3 separate regions of the Homo sapiens genome follow, and all the other regions are linked to region 2. The links are chromatin loops, found by intact Hi-C in ENCODE. Cell type or tissue: mammary epithelial cell. All regions are shown on one strand.

What was found. Peaks named below come from ENCODE experiments on the same cell type or tissue, not always from the same donor. Only the 100,000 strongest peaks of a DNase experiment are listed, where the experiment ranks them.
Region 1: it touches region 2 in a loop (4-fold over the local background); 4 of 110 quality-filtered maps call a loop at or near these places.
Region 3: a loop joins it to region 2, with 9 times the contacts of the local background. A loop is called at or near these places in 16 of 110 quality-filtered maps.

Annotation. Positions count from the first base shown.
Region 1 is chr14:101,664,181-101,666,680 of GRCh38, forward strand. The region is part of intron 1 of LINC02320 (long intergenic non-protein coding RNA 2320); the gene reads right to left. Among named protein-coding and RNA genes, the nearest start is that of LINC00239, 65 kb to the right of the region's middle. RefSeq lists an enhancer at 2,290-2,500. In mammary epithelial cell, a CTCF peak has its summit at 1,494 (motif pointing left); no DNase peak of the experiment used is centred here.
Region 2 is chr14:100,653,594-100,656,093 of GRCh38, forward strand. No RefSeq gene overlaps it. Among named protein-coding and RNA genes, the nearest start is that of LINC00523, 2.4 kb to the right of the region's middle. In mammary epithelial cell, a CTCF peak has its summit at 1,389 (motif pointing left); no DNase peak of the experiment used is centred here.
Region 3 is chr14:100,416,249-100,418,748 of GRCh38, forward strand. All of the region lies in intron 2 of WDR25 (WD repeat domain 25), which reads left to right. Among named protein-coding and RNA genes, the nearest start is that of WDR25, 41 kb to the left of the region's middle. In mammary epithelial cell, a CTCF peak has its summit at 1,376; DNase peaks (open chromatin) are centred at 753 and 1,403; H3K27ac peaks cover 463 bases.

The DNA.
Region 1 (2,500 bases), 1.0 Mb after region 2:
TTCACTTGACCTATATGCCTTTTTCTCTTTGACTATCTACTTTTGAATGAATTATTTTTTTATTCCATTTTTGTTTGTCTGTTTTGAGATGGGATTTCACTCTGTTACCCAAGCAGGAATGCAGTGGCATAAAGATGTCTCACTGTATCTAACTCCTGGGCTCAAGCGACCCTCCTATCTCAGCCTCCCAAGTAGCTAGAACTACAGGCTTAGGCCACTACACCCAGCTAATTTTTAAAAAATTTTTTGTAGAGACAGGATCTCACTATGTTGCCCAAGCTGGTCTGGAACTCCTTGCCTCAAGCAGTCCTCCTGTCTTGGCCTCGCAAGGTGCTGGAGTTATAGGTGTAAGCCAATGCGACTGGCATTTATTTTTCCATTTTTTTATTCTATGAGCTTGAAAGTTATGCAATCTTGTATTATTCTTTTAATAGTTGCCTTAGAGGTTGATTATAACATGCTTCTGGACTTATTATGTCTAATAATAAATGATAATTTTATGAGAATGCAAAAATCTTACAATATTTTAACTCCATCTATTCTCTCACAAATTATAGGCCAAGTTGCCACACATTTTCATTCTATTCATATTTTTAACCCAACAAGATGTCATTGTCCTATGCTATGAATATTGATTTATTTTCTTTTATTTACTTATTTATCTATTTATTGAGACAGAGTCTCACTCTTGTTGCCCAGACTGGAGTGCAATGGTGCAAACTTGGCTCACTGCATCCTCCACCACATGGGTTCAAGCGATTCTCCTGCCTCAGCCTCCCAAGTAGCTGGGATTACAGACATTTGCCACCACGCCTGGCTAATTTTGTATTTTTAGTAGAGACAGGGTTTCACCATGTTGGTCAGGCTGGTCTCAAATTCCTGTCCTCAGGTGATCCACCTGCCTCAGCCTCCCAAATTGCTGGGATTACAGGAGTGAGCCACTGTGCCCGGCTGAATATTCATTTAGATTTCCCTATCTATTGACACTTTTAGTTGCACTTCATGCCTTCCTGCATCTCTGACCTCTTGCCTGGGTTCATCCTTTGACCTGAAGATACCTTTTAATATTTTCTTTTTTGTAAAACCCAATTGTATTGGTTCTGGAAGTATTCTCTTTAGTGTAGTTCTTCTCATGCCAAACATCTATATGAAGATATCTTTATCTTTAGTCTTGAAGAATATTTTCTTTTCATAGAAAATCCCAGTTTAGCAGCTATTTTTCTTGCAGCACTCTAAAAACATTGTTCTAATGCTGTTGACTTCCTTTATTTCTGTTGAAAATCAGCTATAAGCATAAGGAAAAGGGGTGGGCGTCCAGGACCCACCAAAGGTAGGCTCTGGGACCTCTCTTGCTTGGGGTGGGGACTAGTGGTCTTGGTGTAAGGGCAACCCAGAAGCATTCTAGCCTTCTTGAGTTGGAGAAGTAAAGTGCACCTTTGAATCATCACACTTCCTAAAACTGGATTAAGGCAACCATAGAGTTCTGGTGCCCCCTGGTGCCTGGCAGAGCCAACTTATCTCACACCTGGAGGGAGATCTCCTACATCTTGATGTATTTCTACAATAAGCCAATGAATGCCCTATCACACAATAAGCACATAAGGAGACAAGACAGACTCTGTAGGCAAACAAAACAGAATGGTCCACAGTCACCCAGATAACGGAATTATGATACACAGATCTCAAAATAAATATGCATTCTTTGTTTATGGAGGAAAAAGACAAGATTGAGAATTTTGGCAGAGATCTGAAAACTGTTAAAAAGAAAAAAAGAAGAAGAAGAAGAAGAAAGAAAAAAGAAAGTTACATCCAGTGCCTCTTAAGACCTGGGCAGACTCTTTGGTCGCCTTGTTCTGGAGCCCTTGGCTGTGTGTTGACCACCTCAGGGTTCCATAGCAAAATTCCACAGGCTGGGTGGCTTACATAACAGATTTTGCACAGTTCTGGAGGCTGAGAAGCCCAAAGTCAAAGTGTCGGCAGATTTAGTTCCTGGTGGGGGTCTTCTTGGGGGTTTGCAGATGGCCAGCTTCTTGCTGTGTCTGCACATGGTGGAGAGCCAGGGCTCTGGTCTTATTAGGGGTCTAATCCTATCATGGCGGCTCCACCCTCATGACCTCATCTGAGCCTAATTTCCTCCCACTGAGGGTTAGGGCTCCAACACGTGAATGTCGGAGGAACACAAACATTCGGTCCATAGCAGCCATCTGTTTTGCTTCCACCACCCCGCTGGTCACCAGTTCTGTGTGGGCACCGCCTGACTCCACAGGGAGTGGGCAGCGCATTTCACCCTAAGCCTGCGGTGGATGCCGCTTGTCTCCTACCTCGGGCCTTCCCTGTTGCCAACAAGGCGAGAAACACCCCAGGATTCGCTCAGTACCCACGCCTGTGCGATCCGGTAACCTGAGGTATTCATGCTCCACGGGGTGAACCCCTGATAAATGGGATTTGGCACTGACTGGTAAATAAATTATTCCCCATTCCTCCTCCCAAACAGAATGTG
Region 2 (2,500 bases):
GGGGCGGCCACATCCCACGCAGCACACACACCAGCGAGCCTCTTCTCACCCTGGCTCCCCGCTCCTCTAGGAGCAACTTGGGGAATTCCTACACATTTAATCCCTACTGTGCGCTAAGTAGCGAAGATGGTCGTTCCATGTCACCCTCCCTGCAACCTTGCAAGGTGGGTGCTATCACCCCCAACTAAGCAGGGTGGAGGCGACAGCGGAGAAAACGAGGCTCAGAGAGGCAGAGACTTGTCCAAGGCCACATAGTTGGAAGGCACCAATGTGGGGGCTTGAATCAAAACCAGAGGAAAGATATGCCCAACATTCCTGTCCCTTGGCTCTGGGAGCCCCCGTGGAGGCAGAGATGAGTGCAGGAGTGGGTGCAGAGGTTGGCTCCTCAAAAGAATGCCAGTCCAGGCTGGGTAAACGATGGGTGCTCTGAGCGGTGGGGGGTTTCCCTCCTGCTGTGGGGCTTCCTGAAGGAATCGTGGTGGGAAGCAGGGGTTCCCCTTCAAGGGGGCAGGGGAGACACTCTGGAGTGACATTTGCCACCCACCACTCTGTAATGATCAGAGTGGGAGTAAATGGAGCTGGGCCTCAGAGTAATTGGCCGGGGAACCCTGAGTCTCGGCTCGGCCCAGGGTCACAAAGGTCCCCGAGTTAATGAAGCAAACTCTCCCCAGTGTCAGAGGCCGCCTTCAGCACCCCTACAGAGGACGAAACTTTCAGCAGCAGCTTTTCAAGGTTCCAAAAAGAAAGTTGGTGGAGGGGGGCAGAAAGGGAAGGCGTTGTTTTCATGCCTCTTGCTTCATTTGCATAAGGTGAAAAAATGTTTCCATAGAAACAACTAGAGTCTGTAATTTTTGAATAACGATTTCTGCACACAGCACAACCTGTCTTTTCCAAAGGGGAATTAAGAAATTCTCAACAGCATTTCTTACCATAACAAAAGGCAAAGTTTCCCAATTCTAGGATTGCTGCTCCAGAAGGGAGGGCCTTGGCTCCAGCCCCTGCCCTCTCTCGGCCTCAGTTTACTCCTTCTGTGAAATGGGGCGAATGAGGGTGGAATTAGACTCAGCAGGGATGAAGCCGCCTGCACCGTGGAAGGGGAGGGCGGGCGCTGGAGTGAGATGGGATTCCTGTGTCGGGGCTGGGAGGCAGCAGGGCCGGGCAGCGTTGTGAGGAGCTTTCCAGAAGAGGCGGGGGCAGGGGCTGAGGACCCGAGGACCACCCAGGCCACACGGAGAGGCCCCCGCCCGACCCTGCCCCCCGGGGTCTCCTCTGCGGCGAAGAGCGTGGGTGCAGGACCCCGGCGCGCAGCGCAGCGCAGCGGACCCGGCTCACCTGAGCGAAGGTTGCGGCCTCGCTGGCCGCCTCTGCCCCCTTGTGGCCCGAGGCCACCGCAGCACCCACTTGCCCGGGGCACTGACCTGCGTGGCTGGCTCCGCCAGGGCCTGACCTCCCTCCTGGTGCCTTTGCAGAGGGGGAGCAGCCACAGGGCCTGGGGGTGGGGTTGGGCTGGGAGAGGGACCCCAGGATCCTCTGGCCACCTGCCCTCCTCCCAGGCGTTGGCACACGTGGTTCCACGGAGGGGCTCCCTGGGGCATCTCGGGAAGTGCAGATTCCCGGGCCTGCCTCTGCAGGTCTGACTCAGGAGGCCAAGAGGTGACGGCTAAAGTGGAGAGGACCACAGCGAGGCCTGCAGAGGGTAACGTGGGGGACTTGTCTGCTCCCCCATATTACAGATGAGAAAACTGAGGCCCTGCGTGGGGGGCCCCCCCTGTCCGTGGCTTCCCACCAAGGAGGCCCTGCATGTTCTGTCCATCCTCTGACTGCTCAGCGACCAAGGCAGCTGGGTGGTGGTCCGGGTCTGTGGAGGACGGTAACCGGGGGCTGTTGTCCTTGGAGTCCCGGTCTGCCTGTATTTATCCTCCTCATTTAACTGAGGGCTGATTATTGTGCTGGGACTGGAGCTGGGCAGGCAGCAGTGCCTGGTGTCTCTGGCTTAATTACAGCTGGAGGAGACGGGAGCAATGAGGCGTGAGCTGCTGGTGACTCCAACACAGGAAACGCTCCTGCAGACGTCCTTCCCTCCTCATTTTTAAGAAATACATGTACAAAGCCTCCCCGATTGAAAAATAATGACCCCACTGGATGGTGACTTTTTGGGGGGCAGCAGGGTCTGCCCTCAGCCTAGCTTCTGGAGCCCCTCCTCACTCTGGTGCTCTCCCCTTTAGCCTCCATCTCCTGACCTCCTCCCTCAGCAGGCTTCCGACTGTCCCCTGGGCTCCAGATGGCAGGGATGGGTTTGGAGAGGTGGCACTGTGAGGTGTGGGGAGGCCTGGCTCCTGCTGGTGGTCCTGAACAGAGGCTGCCATTAGGGTTACAGGTGAGACAGATGGGCACAGATGGGCAGAGCCGATGGCTCTGGAAGTTCAGGGGGTGGCCCAGGGTGGCCCATCTTGCTGGGGCTGCAGTTTCCCTGGGCAGCTGGATGTTGGCTGGCAGCACT
Region 3 (2,500 bases), 240 kb before region 2:
TACAAGGGAAGTGCCTGGTATAGTTCCTGGTAATCGTAGATGCCCAAATTGTGACTACTGCTGTTGTAATTTCTATTATTACGTATTCTCAACTCTGATTGTCATTCCTTGATGTAAAAACTTTGCTGTTTGCCCTCATACTACAATACAGGTTGCAGCCCAAACAGTACGGGATGCAAACCAACCCATGTCACCGGCCCATTCACCCTGCCCCGATTTCTGTTCCTATCACAAACTGCCTGCTGTGTGCCTTGAATTCTTTCCAGCTCTTTCCCAAACATGACACACCCTTTTAGGCCTTTTCCCTTTCCTTCCTTCTTTTCAGGCAAAGTCTTCCTTATCCCCCTGGACTTGGCTCAAGGGTCCCCTTCTCTCTGTACCCATTCCTTGAGGTTGCCTTTCTCCCTTGTCTCCAGACTGCATAAATGGCAGTGTGGCCTGTGTTGCTGTAGCACCATGTGCACCTGGGCTGTGCCCCGGCAGTGTTCTGTCTTTGGGCTCACTGGGGAGGGAGCACTGGACCATCGTCCCCAGATGCCCAGGGAGAAGCTTGGTGCTCGTTACTGACTGTAGGGTACTTTTCTGTAGCAGGCACTTGGGGCTCACTTATGGGACCCAGTAACTTCACAGTCATGAGGTACTTGATTTGAACTGAGGAGAAAATGTGTCAATACCTTTCCCAGGGAGAGTCACCCTCACAAACCTTGGTCTGGAAGGCCCATCTTAGCCCAGGGGTGAGATCTTGCGTGGATGATTCAGAAGTCACAGTATTCCTGAAAACTAGTGACTCAACAGAATTATATGGCTTTGGGAGAAAGAGTCCCTCCAGGGGCAATCCAACTACCACAGGCCAGGGGCCAAGCTTTGGTGAGCCGAGCCTGGGCCCTGCCCCTCCCTTCTCTATGGGCCTAGGGTTGCTGTGCTGTGTGTGGCATGGCCAGAGTCCTCCGCTCATCTCCTCACCATCTGTTACTTGTGCGTGTCTCCTGTGCCAGGCCTGGTGCTGACACTAGCTCAGGGAGAGAGGCAGCCGTACCTGGAGGAGCTGCTTAGTAGGACACTTGGCACATGCCACATGCTTTGCAGACTTCTCAGTCTCCCAGCCACTCAGGGATTTGTGGGACTGAGTATCTCAGATCCAAGGTGGTCAGGCGAGGGTGCAGGGAGATGGAGCCATGTGTGGGGCCAGGCTCTTTCCCATGACCTAGGTGCCCCTTCCAACCCCCACCATCCTGTTAAGACCCTGAGCAGCCAGGCTGGTTGCTCCAGCCACTCTTCCCTGGTGGCTCCCCTTTCCAGTTCTGAGGCTACTGCGAGTCACCTTCCTCCTCCAGGGAGGGAGAGAGCTGCCTGAGCATTACCTCTGCTTGCGGATGGGGGTGCTAGAGACCGAGCCTTTTCCTTGTTGTCTCTGCCAGTGAGGCTCTGGAGAGTGAGTCAGGAATACAGCTGCACAAATCGCCCTTACTTTGATACTGTGTGATTGGTCTGCAAGACAGACACAGGGCTGACATCGCATTTTCTGCCTGACTTCTTCCTGGCTGCAGTGACCCTGAGCTGTTCCTAGCCTTCCATCGTTTCTGTTGTGGACAGGCGTGTCATGCTGCCCCTGTTCCTCCTGCCCTGGCCTGGCTACTTAGGCTCTTGTGCATGTGCTCATAGGTTCTCATGAAGGTTGTTCTTAGTTTGCTTATGTCTTTTTTTTTTTTTTGAGACGGAGGCTCGCTCTGTCGCCCAGGCTGGAGTGCAGTGGCACCATCTCAGCTCACTGTAACCTCTGCCTCCTGGGTTCAAGCAATTCTCTTGCTTCAGCCTCCTGAGTAGCTGGGATTACAGGCACCAACCACCACGCCTGGCTAATTTTTGTACTTTTAGTAGAGATGTGGTTTCACCATGTTGATCAGACTGGTTTCGAACTCCTGACCTCGTGATCCACACCCCCCACTCAGCCTCCCAAAGTGCTGGGATAACAGGCATGAGCCACTGTGCCCTGCCTTCTTACGTCTTATATCCACACTGCCTGTGATTTTGTACATGATACACACAATGTCACCTAGCACTGGCCTTTCTGACTTTCATGCAACTATTGAAAGTGAAAAATTTGGCCGGGCACCGTGGCTCATGCCTGTAATCCCAGCACTTTGGGAGGCCGAGGTGGGCGGATCACGAGGTCAAGAGATGGAGACCATCCTGGCCAACACGGTGAAACCCCTTCTCTACTAAAAATACAAAAATTAGCTGGGCGTGGTGGTGCACACCTGTACAAGTCCCAGCTACTTTTGGGAGGCTGAGGCAGGAGAATTGCTTGAACCCGGGAGGTAGAGGTTGCAGTGAGCCAAGATTGTGCCACTGCACTCTAGCCTGGCGACTGAGCGAGACTCCGTCTCAAAAAAAAAAAAAAGGTGAAAAATTTGCACAACAGCACAGTAGTGCAGCCTGCCAGTCTCAGCCACAACGGTCAGGGTCTATGCTAAGGTGAGTTTATGGGACATCCCTGGGA